2 separate regions of the Homo sapiens genome follow, and region 2 is linked to region 1. A link is a loop called in an ENCODE intact Hi-C map of the cell type or tissue named here. Cell type or tissue: chondrocyte. All regions are shown on one strand. Each heading gives the region's core, and the rest is flanking DNA. Links, peaks and the distances in the headings are about the cores only. Region 1 overlaps PIWIL3 (piwi like RNA-mediated gene silencing 3). Region 2 has its middle 58 kb from the start of GGT1.

The links. Peaks named below come from ENCODE experiments on the same cell type or tissue, not always from the same donor. Only the 100,000 strongest peaks of a DNase experiment are listed, where the experiment ranks them.
Region 2: a loop joins it to region 1, with 4 times the contacts of the local background. A loop is called at or near these places in 19 of 110 quality-filtered maps.

What each region holds. Positions count from the first base shown.
Region 1 is chr22:24,754,777-24,763,355 of GRCh38, reverse strand. It overlaps PIWIL3 (piwi like RNA-mediated gene silencing 3), which reads left to right. Exons shown (of 21, transcript NM_001255975.1): 2 at 835-958; 3 at 3,367-3,487; 4 at 5,317-5,448; 5 at 6,651-6,865; 6 at 7,451-7,572; 7 at 8,492-8,572. The coding sequence starts at 857. Among named protein-coding and RNA genes, the nearest start is that of PIWIL3, 16 kb to the left of the region's middle. In chondrocyte, for the core only: CTCF peaks have their summits at 4,772 and 4,979 (motif pointing right); no DNase peak of the experiment used is centred there.
Region 2 is chr22:24,656,979-24,665,557 of GRCh38, reverse strand. It overlaps the pseudogene POM121L10P. Among named protein-coding and RNA genes, the nearest start is that of GGT1, 58 kb to the right of the region's middle. RefSeq lists an enhancer at 8,146-8,579. In chondrocyte, for the core only: no CTCF peak of the experiment used is centred there; a DNase peak (open chromatin) is centred at 4,714.

The sequences.
Region 1 (8,579 bases), core at 580-8,579:
GCACTCCAACCTGGGCAACAGAGTGAGACTCTCTCAAAATAAAAAACAAACAAACAAAACTAGCTGGGTGCGGTGGTGTGTGCCTCAGGAGGCTGAGGCAGGAGAATTGCTTGAGCCCGGGAGGCAGAGGTTGCAGTGAGCTGAGATTGCGCCACTGCACTCCAGCCTGGGTGACAGAGCAAGACTCCCTCTCAAAAAAAAAAAAAAGAAAAAAAAGTTTTACCAGGTCTCCTGTCTTTTATTATAGGATGCTTCTCTGCTGACTCGGGGGGCAGTCAGTCTTTTTGATGTGATAGGAGAATGTGTGTCGTTAGTAACCAGATGCTTTATTGGAAGTAATAGTAACGGAAAAAAAACATTACCAGGTGCTATGGTTTGGATATGGCTTGTCCCCACCAAAACTGAGGCTGAAATTTGATCCCCAATGTGGCAGCATTGGGAAGTGGGGCCTACTGGGAGGTGTTTGGGCCCTGGGGGTGGAATCCTTATGAATAGGTTAATTCCCTGCCTTGGAGGTGAGTGAGTTTGGATTAGCACCTGCCTGAGCTGGTTGTTAGAGTCCGGCCTCCTCAGTTTCTCGTTTCCCTTCTTGCCATGTGGTCTTTGTCCACATCTCTCCCCCACTTTTGCTTTTTCTACCAGGAGTTGAAGCAGCATGAGACCCTCACCAGATGGGCTGCCCAGTCTTGGACTTTCCAGCCATCAGAATGATGAGCCAAACACACCTCTTCCTTTATAAATTACCCAGCCTCAGATATTCTGTTGTAGCAACCCTAAAGAGAGTAAGACACCAGGCAACTCCACAGAGATGTCTAATATAACTGTATTCTTCAGGGTCATCACCTTCAGGACCACAATGCCTGGTAGGGCAAGGACTCGCGCCCGAGGCAGAGCCCGCCGCAGGGAGAGCTACCAACAAGAGGCACCTGGGGGACCCAGAGCACCTGGATCAGCTACAGTGAGCCCTGTAACGTTGTTTCCTTTCTGCAAGAGATATGTGCCTGTACTGAAAAGAACATAGAGTTGGTTGTTGAGCGAAGCTAGTTCAGGTATAGTGCTAAGTGAGGACTAATAAAAGTTCATAAGAAAAGTCAGGCTGTATAGATGGCAGCATGGGGAGGCTTTATCTACTCAGATGTACTCTCCACTGCTTCCTTCTCACATTTTCACATGTGCAAGCAGACTGACTTTCAGCCCAAAGTGGATGCAAAGGTTTCTAGATTTCTTGGCTTCAGCCAATGACTCCTCTTTGGAAGTGACCCAAAATGAGCAACTTCCTGAAGGTACTGGCATAGCCTGAGTTAGATAAGAGTTTCCAGCCTTGTTGAAAACTTGTTATGCCTGCCCTGTTTTGTCTTCTCTTACTGCATATCCACTTTACATTCACACAGCAGGATCCATAGTGGCGCTGCGGGGCCCCATCTGACAACCTCCAGGGGGACCATATACTGCATGGAAGTAGCACGATGCCTTCCAGGTCCACTTATTCTGCTGTTTGACTGTTGCTCCTCTCCTTCTCCTAAGCCCTCCAACCTCAATTCCTCCTCCTGGTCCTAATTCTCGGTTTTCAACATAGACTTCTGTGCCACCGAGACAGACAAAGCATCCAATGAGAGTGTCAGTGGCTCCCTCTCTTGTCCCCTCACTCATGAGCATCTGAACCCATAGTCCAGCCCCTCACTGGAGATCCTAGGGCACCATCTTTGTTCCTACCTAAAGCAAATATCTCTACTTAGCCCCTTAGCCAGTCCTCTGTCTAGGGCATGTCTCCTGCAGCTTGCCTTTCTGTCTCCCAAGTCAGCAGGTGTGTGTTCTCCTAAATCATTCCCGTCTGTCTACAGACTCACTGAGTTCACTCCCATTCATCAAGAAACCTTCCCTGGGCCCTTCCACTCTGCCAGATTCACAGGGCAGCTCTCCTCAGACTTGCCTCTTCACTTTTAGTTGGCACAGTTGAGACCTCTTTTCTCCTGTCAACTCCCTCCGCTTGGCGTTTAGGTTACCTCCTTCATCACTGACCACCCCCACTTGCTCTCCTTTGTGGAGTTCTCCTCTATGGCCTCTTGATATTGCCAAGACCCAGCCCTTGAGCCTCATCTTTTTTCTCCATATTCTCACTCCCTTGGTGAAGTTATCCAGTGTCAAAATGCTTTCTGGTGTGTGGACAGGTCCCCATATTTATCTCGTTGGCCAGAACCTCTCCTGCACCACCTAACACCCCCACGGGTGTCCGTGGACAACTCACACTCCCAACCTGCCCTCCCCAGCATGCCATACCCACCTCATCAGAAGGACTTCCATTCTTCCATTTGCTCAGGCCAAAAGTCTGTGCTTTCATCCTATCTCCATGACCTCAAGCCCTTCTCAAAAACAACCACGGGATTGTTTTCTCAAAAACTATCCAGTATCAGACAATTTCTCACCACCCCTATCCTGGCCTCTGGCCCAAACAGCTCACATCCCTTGCTATTTCCTTGTCTCTCAGCCTGTTCCCAACATGGAACCTGACAAATTAGTTCATGTCGTTCCTCTGCCTGGTATCCTGTCACAGCTTTTTTTTTTTTTTTTTTTTTTTGAGACAGAGTTTCGCTCTTGTTGCCCAGGCTGGAGTGCAATGGCGTGATCTTGGCTCACTGCAACCTCTGCCTCCTGGGTTCAAGCGATTCTCCTGCCTTAGCCTCCTGAGTAGCTGGGATTACAGGCATGTGCCACCATGCCCAGCTAAGTTTTGTATTTTTAGTAGAGACGGGGGTTTCTCCATGTTGGTCTTGAACTCCCGATCTCAGGTGATCTGGCTGCCTCGGCCTCCCAAAGTGCTGGGATTACAGGCGTGAGCCACTGCACCTGGCCTCTGTCACAGCTCTCATTTTATCAGTCAGAAGCAATTTCCTTAAAATGACCTCCTTCCCTTCATCTCACTGACATCTCTCACCCTCTTCTTCCAGCCACACTGGCTGCCTCATTCTTCCTTGAACGTTCCCAACTGCAGAACTCTGCTCTTTTTCTTCCACTGCTGGCTTGGGTAACTTTGCTAATTCACTCAGTACCTCCAAGTCTTGGGTTCTGTGTCACTTTCTCACTGAGGCCCGCTTTTGCCCCCATCAGCTAGTGAAACCTGCCCCTTCACACCCTACCTTCCCAGTAATTCCTGATTCTCCTCGGTTTGTTTTGTCCTTTTTTTGTTTTTTTCCTTAGCAATTACCACACAAGGTGCTATGTATGTTGCTTATTACAACTTAGTTTATGTCACTGGAATGTGAGCTTTTCAGAGGAAGTTCCTTTGCCTTGTGCCCTGCGAGTGCCATTTGGAGGGAGAATGAACACAGTAGGGCACTGCTCATTATTTCTATTTCCAAAAACATGCAGACCCAGGAGCCCCCTCAGTTGCAGTCGACACCCCGGCCGCTGCAGGAGGAAGTCCCAGTGGTTAGACCTCTGCAGCCAAGAGCAGCAAGAGGAGGAGCAGGAGGAGGAGCACAGTCTCAAGGTGAAAGGAAGCAAGAAGGACATGAGGGGCAGGGGATGCTTCATGTGTGAAGGGCTACCACAGCGGTAGAAGGTTCTAGATAGCCTCAGGACTCCCGTGAGGTTTGGTGGGATGGGAAGTGTGTGCAGCTTGCAACTGTCTCTCTTTGTGCAGTGAATTATCTGATGGTGTTTTCTTCACCTTGTGTCTTAACTTGTGGAAGGGAGATGGAGGTCACTGTTTATTGGCCAGTTCAACATAATTGCTTTTCAAATTTAGATGACACATCTGCAGATGATAACTCTAAGTTAACTTAATGGAATTCTAAGAACACCATTTTCTTTCCTCTTTAAATTGTGGCATTAACAGGTTGAACCTGTTACCTACATTGCAGGCTGACAGGTTATCCTCGTTTATACAGCACTCATGCACACAGGCTCAGATATTGTCATTTGCTAAGGTTTCGGCTAATGTGATCCAACTTCAGTCTGGATTCTCCTCTTTGCTTTCTATAGCAAAATAGCTTGTGATGAGTCAAAACTTGAAACACTAAAAAAGAATTGTATTATAGATAAATATTAACAAATGGTTACAAAATCCAGAACCTATAAAATGAGCTTATACATTTGAATAAATTAAAACACATTTTTAATAATCAGATCCTATCTGAAGGGTTGTTATTAAATAGTATGTGTAAATTACATGGACTGGGTGCAGTGGCTCACATCAGCACTTTGGGAGGCCCGGGTGGGTGGATCACTTGAGGCCAGAAGTTCAAGACCAGATTGGCCAACATGGCAAAATCCCATCTTTACCAAAAATATACAAATTAGCTGGGCATGGTGGTATGCGCCTGTAGTCCCAGCTACTAGGGAGGCTGAGGCAGGAGAATCACTTGAACCCAGGAGGCAGAGGTTCCAGTGAGCTGAGACAGTGCCACTGCACTGCAGCCTGGGTGACAGTTAGACTCCGTCTGAAAAGATAAAAGTATGTGGTTTGTAGCGAGTGCCAAGGTGCCAAGCTAGGATACCTGTTTTCTTTTGCTGACATTTTAATATGATGAATTTGATTGCTGGATGTGTCAGGAACTAGTTGGGAGTTTGATAAAATTGTTTCAAATTTTATGTGTAAAATGTAGTTAGTCTGTCACAGAAATGGAGACACTTACTTTGTAAGATCATCATAAACTAAAAACTAGACTCCAGAAGTAAAATTTTGAGGCAAACCATTATTGTAACCCAAGGCACAGACGTCTTGGCCATTTAGGTGTACGGGATTTACAATAACGTGTGCGTATTCCTTCAGGATGCCTCTCGTCACTGAAAGACCGCATTGTGCTGTCATTTAAATGTTAACTTTGTAGAATAGCTACATCGATATGAACCTTAGAATGTAAGTTGAAATAGTGAGTGTGATCCTTTCCTAGTTGCTCTTAATAGAAAGGATAGATCAGTTTTGTATTAAAAGCCAGTTTTATAGATTTTTTAAATGATTGGCTTATTTGGCATTTTATGATGCCCACTAGGGGGCAGCATAGCGCCAGGAGATAGGCTTAAAGACAGAACCAAAGTTTCTAGAATCTTGTACCATGAACAAATACCCAAAGAAATGGGGCACATATGTAGCAGGAATGAATAAAGTGCCAAGGCAACCACGGATGTGAACTGGGGACTCCTTGGGAAAGGTTTCTGGGTAAGGTTACGCTTTTGCGGCAACATATCACGGAAATGTGTTTTGGAACCTTGGGTGGCATCTTTTCTACCTCTAACAAACTTATGCTGGGTGTTAATGCTGTCTTTTCTATTCTTCCCTTTTTATTGTTTAAACTTCTGGCGTTTACATTTATGCAGGGGTGAAGGAACCTGGACCTGAGGCTGGGTTGCATACAGCGCCCTTGCAGGAGAGAAGGATTGGTGGAGTTTTTCAAGACCTGGTGGTGAACACCAGGCAAGATATGAAGCATGTTAAAGACTCAAAAACAGGTATGTTGGTCTAGAACTCAATGTTTATGGAGCTGTTCGTTTTTAACTTTTTTTTTTTTTTTTTCATTGAGAGACAAGGTCCTGCTCTGTCGCCCAGGCTGGAGTACAGTGATGCTCACTTTAGCCTCAAACTCCTGGGCTCAGCTGATCCTGAGCTGATCCCAGCTCAAGTAGCTGGGACTACAGGTGGGCACCACCATGCCCGAATGTGTGTGTGTGTGTGTGTGTGTGTGTGTGTGTGTGTGTGTAATATATACATATTTTATATATGTGTGTGTGTGTGTGTGTGTGTATGTAAATTTTGTAGAGACACGGTCTTGCTGGTCTAGAACTGGCCCAAGCCATCCTTACACCTGGGCCTTCCAAACTGCTGAGATTACAGGAATGAGCTACCACACCTGGCCCATTTTAAACTTTCGATAAAAACTTTAATAGATTCTGGAAAGCTTCTGTCATCACTGTAAGTAGAGGTGCCTCCCACCTTGCCCAAGCTGGTCTGGAACTCCTGGCCCAAACCATCCTCCCACCTGGGCCTCCCAAAGGGCTGGGATTATAGGTGTGAGCCACTGTGCCCTGGCCTGCAGTGAGACTTTTTTTAAAATTAAATATTATTACATAGGGTGGCGCTTTCTCTCCTTTTGGAAACCACAAATGTTCTAATTTTCAATCTATTCAGTATCTTAAACTTCCTAAATGTATGCTTGCATAAGGGCTCATTGAATTGATAGGCATTCTGGACATCAGGTGCATTACAAATGTCATTTATCTCCTTGTCTGACCTAACTTTGGCTTTTCTTTTCTTTTCTTTTTTTTTTTTTTTTTTTTTTTGAGACGGAGTTTAGCTCTTGTTGTCCAGGCTGGAGGGCAATAGTATGATCTCAGCTCACTGCAACCTCTGCCTCCTGGGTTCAAGTGATTCTCCTGTCTCAGCCTTCCGAGTAGCTGGGATTATAGGCACCTGCCACTGTGCCCAGCTAACTTTTTGTATTTTTAGTAGATATGGGGTCACCATGTTGGCCAGGCAGGTCTGGAACTCCTGATGTCAGGTGATCCACCCGCCTTGGCCTCCCAGAGTGCTGGGATTAGAGGCGTGAGCCACCGTGCCCAGCCCTAACTTTGGCTTTTAATATTGTAGTGTCCAAACTGTTTGTTTTGGGCCCAATCAGTCTGTTTCTTTATTGTCATGTGGCTCCATTTTTCAGGTTCAGAGGGTACAGTGGTACAGCTACTCGCCAACCACTTCCGAGTGATATCTCGTCCTCAGTGGGTTGCATATAAATACAACGTTGACTACAAACCAGACATAGAAGATGGAAATCTCCGTACAATTTTACTTGATCAACATAGAAGGAAATTTGGAGAGCGCCATATATTTGATGGAAACTCTTTATTATTATCTCGGCCACTAAAAGAGCGGGTTAAGTAATGTTGTTTCACATTTTCCTGTGTTCTTTCTCTTGTTTTCACTTTATTATAATAAAACACCTATTGTTTTTGTGCAGTTGTTTGTTGAGACATCCCAAGGCTCTCTTGCCCATATGACTTGTTGTGAAACCTATGTGCCATGTTCGGTTATCACTGATATTCAATAATGCCTCTGATTTTAATGCTTAAATGAAATTTAATAATACAATGTGGCTCAAAAATGCTGACAAAGTTTGGATACTTTTTTTTTTATTCTATTTGTTTCCTTTGAAACTTCAGCCCCCCACTCCTAGCAGAAAACAAGTTAGAGAACTTATTTTCTTCTTTAAATTTTTATATTAACTGAACAATTAAATTGCTTTCAGGAGCTTAAGTAAAATATTTCGACTTAAATATTTAATTCCAACTCTTCACTCTTGTGAATCATGTTTTCCACACGCACGTACTTTTGTGGGAAAGACTGCTCCATCACGATGGTGTGTTGGATAGCCAGGTGACATGGTGATTTGCCGTGCAATGAAGTTTAGTTTTTTGGAAGAATATCTGGACTTTTTTTTTTGTTTTTTTTTAATCTCAGAGAGTGGAATGGTTGAGCACAACCAAAGACAAAAACATCGTGAAGATTACAGTTGAGTTTTCCAAAGAACTCACGCCCACGTCGCCAGATTGCCTACGCTATTACAACATTCTCTTTAGAAGGTATGTTACCGGGGTTGAGTTTCTTTGATACTCATTCGGTTGTTTTACTGTGTAGTGGTGTGGAATACAGCCATTTGCTTCTAGCACTTAGTGTTCTTCCTAGTCCTCATGTATTAAGAGAGTGAAGGGTCTTGGAGATGAAATGATACTTGAGGCTCAACTGGAATATGCAAGTTCAGTGGCTTATCCTCAATGTTCTTCTCCTGGCCGATGCCCGTTCTTTGTCTCATACCTGCCTAGAAAGAGTAATAGACATCAGCTGTGCACATCTGTGTATGTCTCTGTAGCAAATGCATTTTTTATTCTGTGGTCACTACAATGACAAAATATTGAAAGTTAAAATTTGAAAGGCAGAGTTTGAGGCCGGGCGTGGTGGCTCACGCCTGTAATCCCAGCACTTTGGGAGGCTGAGGCGGGTGGATCATTTGAGGTTAGGAGTTCCAGACCAGCTTGGCCAACATGGTGAAACCCCTCCTCTACTAAAAATACAAAAATTAGCCAGGCATGGTGGCAGGTGCCTGTGGTTTCAGCTACTTGAAAGGCTGAGGCGGGAGAATCACTTGGTCCCAGGAGGTGGAGGTTTCAGTGAGCAGAGATTGTGCCACCACACTCCAGCCTGGGCAACAGAGCGAGACTCTGTCTCCAAAAAAAGACAGTTTGAAAAAGAGACCTTAGTTCAGTTTTGAGAATGAAGAACATTTTGGTAACCTTTCTACAATATTATGTTTATAAGGAGATGGAACAAATGAGGTTAAATGAACCTTAATATCCACCTCATCATGTAACTTAGTTAACAAGTACTTTGTGTTCATTGATAATATAAACAGTCATTGACAGATTTTTTTTCCCTTATGTGTCTTACCAAATGCTTAATAATGTACCCTGTACTTTCAACAAAATCTATTCTTTCCATTTCCAGAACTTTCAAGCTGCTGGATTTTGAACAAGTTGGTCGCAACTATTATACCAAAAAGAAGGCCATTCAGTTATACCGTCATGGGTTTGTA
Region 2 (8,579 bases), core at 155-8,154, 97 kb after region 1:
GTTCTAGCCAGTGCAGTAAAGGAAGGAAAAATAAATAAAAGGCATTCAGAGTGGGAAGAAAAAAGTACAACTGTCTTTATTCACAGACAACATTGACAGAATAGCCAATGGAATCCACAAAAAAGCTTTGAAAACAAATTACATTAAGGTCTCAGGATACAAGATTAATATACAAAAACCAAGTGTATTTTTATATATTAGCAATGAATAACTGGAAGCTGAAATTCACAGTATCAAAATATATGAAATAGGAGTAAATCTGACCACATCCCTTCAAAAAACTGGAAAGATTTGTACACTGAAAACTACAAAATATTGTTGAGAAAAATTAAAGAAAAACTAAATAAATTGAGAAATATACCATAGTCATGGGTTGGAAGATTCAATTTTATTAAGAAGTCAATTCTTCCCCTGAAATTATCTGCAGACTCAAAACAATCCCGACAGAAATTCCAGCCAGCTTTTTTGTAGAATGTGACAAGCTGATTCTAAAATAGAAATGCAAAGGACCTAGGACTGGTAATTGTTGAAGGTAGGTGATAAATACATCACTTGGTATTTCATTAAATTATTCTCTCTACTTTGTAAATGTTTGAAATTTTCCATAGTGAAAATATGTTTTGAATAAAATGAGATTTTCCAGGAACACATATAAATACAAAATATCCTTCCTTTAAATTTTTCATTACATTACAAAAATGGTTTCCTCTTTCACACTACCTTAAGTCTAACTCCCTGGCTTGGTTTCCCAGGCCCTATAACCAGTCCTCTCTGCTTCCTGTTCCTCTATGACAGGGGTCAACAAACCACAATCCAGGGCCAAATCTGACCCATCACTTGTTTTTTTTCGTCCCAAAAACTAAGAATGTTTTGAACTTTTAAATGGTTGGGGAAAAAAAATCAAAAGACTATTTTGGGCTGGACACTGGCTCATGCCTGTAATCCCAACACTTTCGGTGGCCAAGGAGGGTGGATAGCGTGAGCCCAGAAGTTCAGGAGTTCAAGACCAGCCTGGCCAACATGGTGAAACGCCGCCTCTACAAAAAATACAAAAATTAGTGGGGCGTGGTGGCTTGTGCCTGTAGTCCCAGCTACTTGGAAGGCTGAGGTGGGAGGATCACTTGAGCCTGGGAAGTCAGGGCTGCAATAAGCTGTGATCAGGCTGCTGCCCTCCAGCCTGAGCAACAGAGTGACACTGTCTCAAAAAAAAAAGAAAGAAAAAAAGAAAATGTTATTGAAACATAGTCACATTCATTCACATCTGTAGTGGCTGTGGTTACTTTTGCACTACAATGATGGAGTTGATTAGTTGCAACAGAGACCTTAAGGTCTTCAATGACTAAAACATTTACTATCTGGCCCTTTACAGACAGTCTGTCAATCCCTAATTTATTATATGCCTTCTTCTCCCTCAGCTAACTAATTGCCTCACCCCAGGAATGTTCATTACTACCTCTTCTTTGTTCAAGCCCCAGCTACTCCTCAAAACCCAAAATTCCCTTCTTCCCCTTTCCCAAATCCTAACTATATCAGCAGTTTGTGTGGAAGTAGGTAAGCAAAACACCATTCGTCATTATGTAAAGCAAGGCATTGGAGATGCGGTCCCTACATGTACAAGGGGAGGCTGATTACCCCCCAATTCATTTCCAATTTCTCAAAGCAGGTTGGCAGGCTAGCACCTAGGAAGGAGAGAGCGAGCAGATGATGCAGACAGAGCACTGAGAAACTCCTCAGTAACTCATGAGAGTTCATGTGTCAGTCCCCTTGTCTGCTATGTCATCCTTTAGACACCAATTCAAGACAGCAAAATTCAAAAAAGAAATGAGGAAGAAAAAGGTGATGAGGGGCAGAAGGAAAAGAGAAGAGAACTTGTCACTTCACAATGTAGAGACAATCACAAACTGTGGTGAATGAAAAACTATTCCATTCACCTGTGCATGGTGGCTCATGCCTATAATCCCAGCACTTTGGGAAGCTGAGGCAGGGAGATAACTTGAGGTCAGAAGTTCAAAACCAGCCTGACCAACATGGTGAAACCCTATCTCTACTAAAAATATAAAAAATTAGCCGGGCGTGGTGGCACATGCCTGTAATCTCAGCTACTTGGAAGGCTGAGGCATGAAAATCACTTGAACCCAGGAGGCGGAGGTTGCACTGAGCCGAGATTGTGCCACAGCCTGGGCGACAGGGTGAGACTCTGTCTCCAAAAAAAAAAAAAAAAAAAAAAAAAATTAATAAAAAAAAAAAAGAAAAGAAAACTATAGAGACTCTAGCAAGCAAAGAGGTAGTCCTCCATCACTGGGAGGCCCAAGCAGAACAGCCTATGAAGGAGGGGGCATAGCAGAGCTTTACCTTGAACACCTCAACTCATCAGGTGTCCTGATTTCTTGAGTTAGCACACAAAATGAAGTGGCAAAATCTGCTGGCTTAACACTCAGGGATTACTACCTTCCTTGCGTGCCATTTGGAAACAAATATTTTTGTTTGTTTGTTTGTTTGTTTGTTTGTTTGTTTGTTTTGAAATGGGGTCTCACTCTGTCACCCAAGTTGGAGTGCAGTGGTGCAGTCACAACTCATTGCAGCCTCAATCTCCTAGACTCAAGGGATCCTCCCACCTCAGTCTCCTGAGTAGCTGGGATCACAGGCGAGTGCCACCATGCCTGACTAATTTTTTTTTTATTATTTTTAGTAGAGATGAGGTCTCACTGTGTTGCCCGGGATGGTCTTGAACTCCTGGGCTCAAGCAATCCTCCCTCCTTGGCCTCCCAAAGTGCTGGGATTACAGGTGTGAGCCACTGCACCCAGCTTGGAAACAAAAAAATGAATCTATGTAATTGAAGTCCCAAATAGGAAACCCTGAGCTTTTGAGGATGCATAATTTTTTCATCTTCTCCAATTTAAAGTGGCAAATGAGGATGGGCATGGTGGCTCTCACCTGTAATCCCAGCACTTTGGGAGGCCAAGGTCAGGAGTTCGAAACCAGCCTGGTCAACATGGTGAAACCCCCATCTCTACCAAAAATATAAAAATTAGCTGGGTGTGGTGGCACTTGCCTGTGATCCCAGCTACTCAGGAGGCTGAGACAGGTGAATCACTTGAACCTAGGAGGCAGAGCTGCAGTGAGCCGAGATCGTGCCACTGAACTCCAGCCTGGGCAACAGAGTGAGACTCCATCTCAAAAAATAAATAAATAAAGTGGCAAATGAGAGAGGAAGCAGGTTTTGGAAATGCGTAGATGCCTCAAAGGTCAGCATTTGATCTTACTGCCTATGAGTTCCCAGTAAAAGCAGAACGTGTGAAAGGACTCTGAGGCACAAAAATACAGTTGGATAGTCCTGGGCAGGCAATAGGAAAGTTGAGTAAATGTGTGTCTAAAATGTGCATTTCTAGGCTGGGCACAGTGGCTTACACATATAATCCTAGCACTTTAGGAGACCGAGGCAGGAGAATCACTCAAGCCCAGGAGTGTGAGATCAGCTTGGGCAACATAGTGAGACGCTGTCTCTACAAAAATAAAAATTAGCTGTGGTGATGAGTACCTGTAGTCCCAACTACTCAGGATGCTGAGGCAGGAAAATCACTTGAGCCCAGGAGGTGGAGGCTGCAGTGAGCTGTGATTGCACCATTGTTGCCCTCCAGCCTGGGCAACAGAGCAAGACCTGTTTCTAAAATAATAATAATAATAATAATAATAATAATAATAATAATAAAATGTACATTTCTAACTTCATTTCAAAGTTAAGGCCAGGTGCAGTGGCTCATGCCTGTAATCCCAGCATTTGGGAGGCCGAGGCAAGAGGATCACTTGAGCCGGGGAATTCGAGACCAGCCTGTGCAAAATAGTGAGACCCTGTCTCTAAATAAAAATAAAATAAAAAGTAAACAAAGTCAAATTTTTAAAAAAAATCAGAACAAAAGCCGGGCACAGTGGCTCACGCCTATAATCCTAGCACTTTGGGAGGCTGAGGCAGGTGGATCATGAGGTCAGGAGTGCAAGACCAGCCCGGCCAAGATGGTGAAACCCCGTCTCTACTAAAAATACAAAAAATTAGCCGCGTGTGGTGGCGGGAGCCTGTAGTCCCAACTACTCCAGAGGCTGAGGCAGGAGAATGGCGTGAACCCGGTAGGCGGAGCTTGCGGTGAGCCGAGATCGGGCCACTGGAATCCAGCCTGGGCGACAGAGGGAGACTCCATCTCAAAAAAAAAAAAAAAAAAAAAAAAGAGAGAGAGTCTGACTGTTGCCCAGGCTGGAGTGCAGGGGCGCGATCTCGGCGCATCACAAATCCCTTCCCCGCCCCCGGGTTCAAGTGATTCTCCTGTCTCAGCCGCCGGAGTAGCTGGGACTACAGGCGCGTGCCACCATGTCTGACTAAATTTGTATTTTTACTAGAGACGGGGTTTCACTATGTTGGCCAGGCTGGTCTCCAACTCCTGATCTCGTGATCCGCCCGCCCCGACCTCCCAAAGTGCTGGGATGCGTGAGCCTCCACGCCTGGCCACTATTTTTTCTTTTTCTTTTGTGTGTGTGTGTGTGTGTGTGTGTGTGTGTGTGTGTGTGTGTGTGTGACGAGGTTTCGCTCTTGTTGCCCAGGTTGGAGTGCAATGGTGTGATCTCAGCTCACTGCAATCCCCGCCTCAGCAGGAGAGCAGGAATCTTCAGTGATCCACTGGCGGATCTGCAGCCATTGTGCGCGCCAGGTCTTCTCAAGTCTTTTGTGCGCGCGCCTCTCCTTCCAGTACCTATGCCGCCAGCGTCCCCAGCCTCCCGCCATTGCCAGCAGGTGCTGAGATGGCGCCATTGCACTCCAGCCTGGGGGACAAGAGCAAAACTCCATCTCAAAAAAAAAAAAAAAAAAAAAGAATGAAAATTTTGGAAACATATGGAAGAAATCAAATGGATTTCTAGCTCAACTAAATCGTAATTATTCAGTGTCTAGTTTTTGCAAGAAACCACATATTTCATGTCCACAATCAGGGCCACATTCCCAGCTCTCAAGTGTGGTTGTTTCCTAAGCAAATTGAAGAACACAGGCATAAAAGTTCATTAAATCAATAAACTTTTTCTCTCTGTCTCTCTCTCTCTCTCTTTTTTTTGAGATGGAGGTTCGCACTGTCACCCAGGCTGGAGTGCTGTGGTGAGATCTCGGGTCACTGCAAGCTCCACCTCCCGAGTTCACGCCATCCTCCTGCCTCAGCCTCCAGAGTAGCTGGGACTACAAGCGCCCGCCACGACGCCCGGCTAATTTTTTGTAGTTTTAGTAGAGACGGGGTTTCGCTATGTTGGCCAGGCTGGTCTCCAACTCCTGACATCGTGATCCACCCGCCTCCGCCTCCCAAAGTGCCACCGCGCCCGGCCTTTTTTTTTTAAGACAGAGTCTCGGCCCGGCGCGGTGGCTCACGCCTTTAATCCCGGCACTTTGGGAGGCCGAGGCGGGCTGATCACGAGGTCAGGAGATCGAGACCATCCTGGCTAACACGGTGAAACCCTGTCTCTACTAAAAATGCAAAAAATTAGCCGGGTGTGATGGCGGGCGCCTGTAGTCCGAGCTACTCCAGAGGCTGAGGCAGGAGAATGGCGTGAACCCGGTAGGCGGAGCTTGCGGTGAGCCGAGATCAGGCCACTGGAATCCAGCCTGGGCGACAGAGGGAGACTCCGTCTCAAAAAAAAAAAAAAAAAAAAAAGAGTCTGGCTCTGTTGCCCAGGGCTGGAGTGCAGTGGCGCGATCTCGGCGCATCACAATCCCTTCCCCGCCCGCCCCCGGGTTCAAGTGATTCTCCTGTCTCAGCCGCCGGAGCAGCTGGGACTACAGGCGCGTGCCACCATGTCTGACTAAATTTGTATTTTTACTAGAGACGGGGTTTCACTATGTTGGCCAGGCTGGTCTCCAACTCCTGATCTCGTGATCCGTCTGCCCCGACCTCCCAAAGTGCTAGGATTATAGGCATAAGCCACCACGCCCGGCCTCTTTTTTTTCTTTTTCTTTTCTTTATCTGGAGACTGAGTTTTGCACTTGTTGCCCAGGCTGGAGTGCAATGGTGCGATCTCAGCTCACTGCAATCTCCACCTCAGCAGGAGAGCAGGAATCTTCAGTGATCCACGGGCAGATCTGCCACCATTGTGGGCACCTGTTCCTCCCGCGACCTTTGTGCCCGCCTCTCTCCTTCCAGTACCTATTGCATGACCCCCCACGTCCGCCTCCCGCCATTGCCAGCAAGTGCCTCGCGCGGGTACCTGGCTGCGCTTATTAATCCGTTAAGCTCGCTCTGTCACGGGCGCCGTGATGTGCTCACGCGCCCGCTCCCTCAGGTTTAAAAGGCGCGTTGCCCGGCAACAGAAGAAACTGCTGGCTTAGCCTTTGGCGGAGTTGGCGGCTGGACGAGGACGCTCAGAGCCCAGCTCTCGAGAGTTCAAGCAACCGACGGTTCCCCACTGCTCCCAGGAGCGGTTACCTGGGCACTCTGTGCCCCTCCTTCCTGTTCGGGCCCAGGCCGAGGACCTGCCAGTAGGGCTCAGTTGCCTGGAGCCCGTTCAGCCCATCCCCCAGTTCACTTTGCTTGTGGGATCTCCCCGTTGCTCCTGCCCGTGGACTGAGTGGCAGGCCATCCTACAAGCACCCGGACACTTGACATCAGTGGTGTCAAGACAACTCTAAGAAGGTTTTCGGTGATCCTGCAAGCCCTGCGTTCCTTCCTGGGATCCTGCCTTCAATTTGATTGCACAGGTACCACAGCAAGCCAGTGCTGTGTGCTCCGAGTTCCAGGGCGTCCTCCAGCTCAGCCACTGCACTGAGAACATGGACTCTCTGTGGGGCCCAGGAGCCGGGAGTCACCCCTTTGGGGTCCACAACACCCGGCTGTCCCCAGACTTGTGTCCAGGGAAGATAGTGTTGAGGGCCCTCAAGGAGAGCGGGGCAGGGATGCCTGAGCAGGACAAGGACCCTAGAGTCCAAGAGAATCCTGGTGATCAGAGAAGGGTCCCCGAGGTCACCGGGGATGCACCGTCTGCATTTCGGCCCCTGCGGGACAATGGAGGCCTCTCTCCCTTTGTGCCCAGGCCCGGGCCTCTGCAGACAGACCTCCATGCCCAGAGGTCAGAAATCAGATATAACCAGACATCCCAGACCTCCTGGACGAGCTCCTGCACCAACCGAAATGCCATCTCCAGCTCCTACAGCTCCACGGGAGGCTTGCCGGGGCTAAAGCGGAGGAGGGGGCCAGCCTCATCCCACTGCCAGCTGACCCTCAGTTCCTCAAAGACAGTGAGTGAGGACAGGCCTCAGGCTGTCTCTTCAGGTCACACCCAGTGTGAAAAGGCAGCAGATATAGCACCAGGGCAGACACTCACCCTCAGGAATGACTCCTCCACATCCGAGGCCTCTAGGCCCAGTACACACAAGTTTCCCCTGCTGCCACGCAGGCGAGGGGAGCCTTTGATGCTGCCACCTCCCTTAGAGCTGGGGTACCGGGTCACTGTTGAAGACCTGGACCGGGAGAAGGAGGCGGCATTCCAGCGCATCAACAGTGCACTGCAGGTTGAGGACAAGGCCATCTCGGACTGCAGACCCTCATGGCCTTCCCACACTTTGTCCTCACTTGCAACAGGGGCTTCTGGTCTGCCTGCTGTTTCTAAAGCATCCAGTATGGATGCACAGCAGGAGACACACAAGTCCCAAGACTGCCTGGGCCTACTGGCCCCCTTAGCATCTGCTGCAGAGGTCCCCTCTACAGCTCCCGTGTCTGGGAAGAAGCACAGACCACCAGGCCCCCTGTTCTCCTCCTCAGATCCCCTTCCTGCCACCTCTTCTGATTCCCAGGACTCAGCCCAGGTCACCTCGCTGATTCCTGCCCCCTTCCCAGCTGCAAGCATGGATGCAGGCATGAGAAGAACAAGGCGTGGCACTTCTGCTCCTGCAGCTGCCACAGCAGCCCCTCCCCCCTCCACACTGAACCCCACGTTGGGGTCACTACTGGAGTGGATGGAGGCCCTTCACATTTCTGGGCCTCAGCCACAGCTGCAGCAGGTGCCCAGAGGTCAGAACCAGAGATCCCAGACCTCCCGGACCAGCTCGTGCCCCAAATGAAATGCCATCTCGAGCCCCTACAGCTCTACGGGAGGCCTCCCGGAACGAAAGCGGAAGAGGGGCCAGCCTCATCCCACTGCCAGCTGACCCTCAGTTCCTGAAACACACTGAGTGAGGACGGACCTCAGGCTGTCTCTTCGGGTCACATCCAGTGTGAAAAGACGGCAGATACAGCACCAGGGCAGACACTCGCCCCCAGGGGTGGCTCCCCCAGATCCCAGGCCTCTAGGCCCCGTAGATGCAAGTTTCCCCTGCTGCCACGCAGGCGAGGGGAGCCTTTGATGCTGCCACCTCCCTTAGAGATGGGGTACCGGGTCACTGCTGAAGACCTGGACCGGGAGAAGGAGGCGGCCTTCCAGCGCATCAACAGTGCACTGCAGGTTGAGGACCAGGCCATCTCGGACTGCAGACCCTCACGGCCTTCCCACACTTTGTCCTCACTTGCAACAGGGGCTTCTGGTCTGCCTGCCGTTTCTAAAGCACCCAGTATGGATGCAC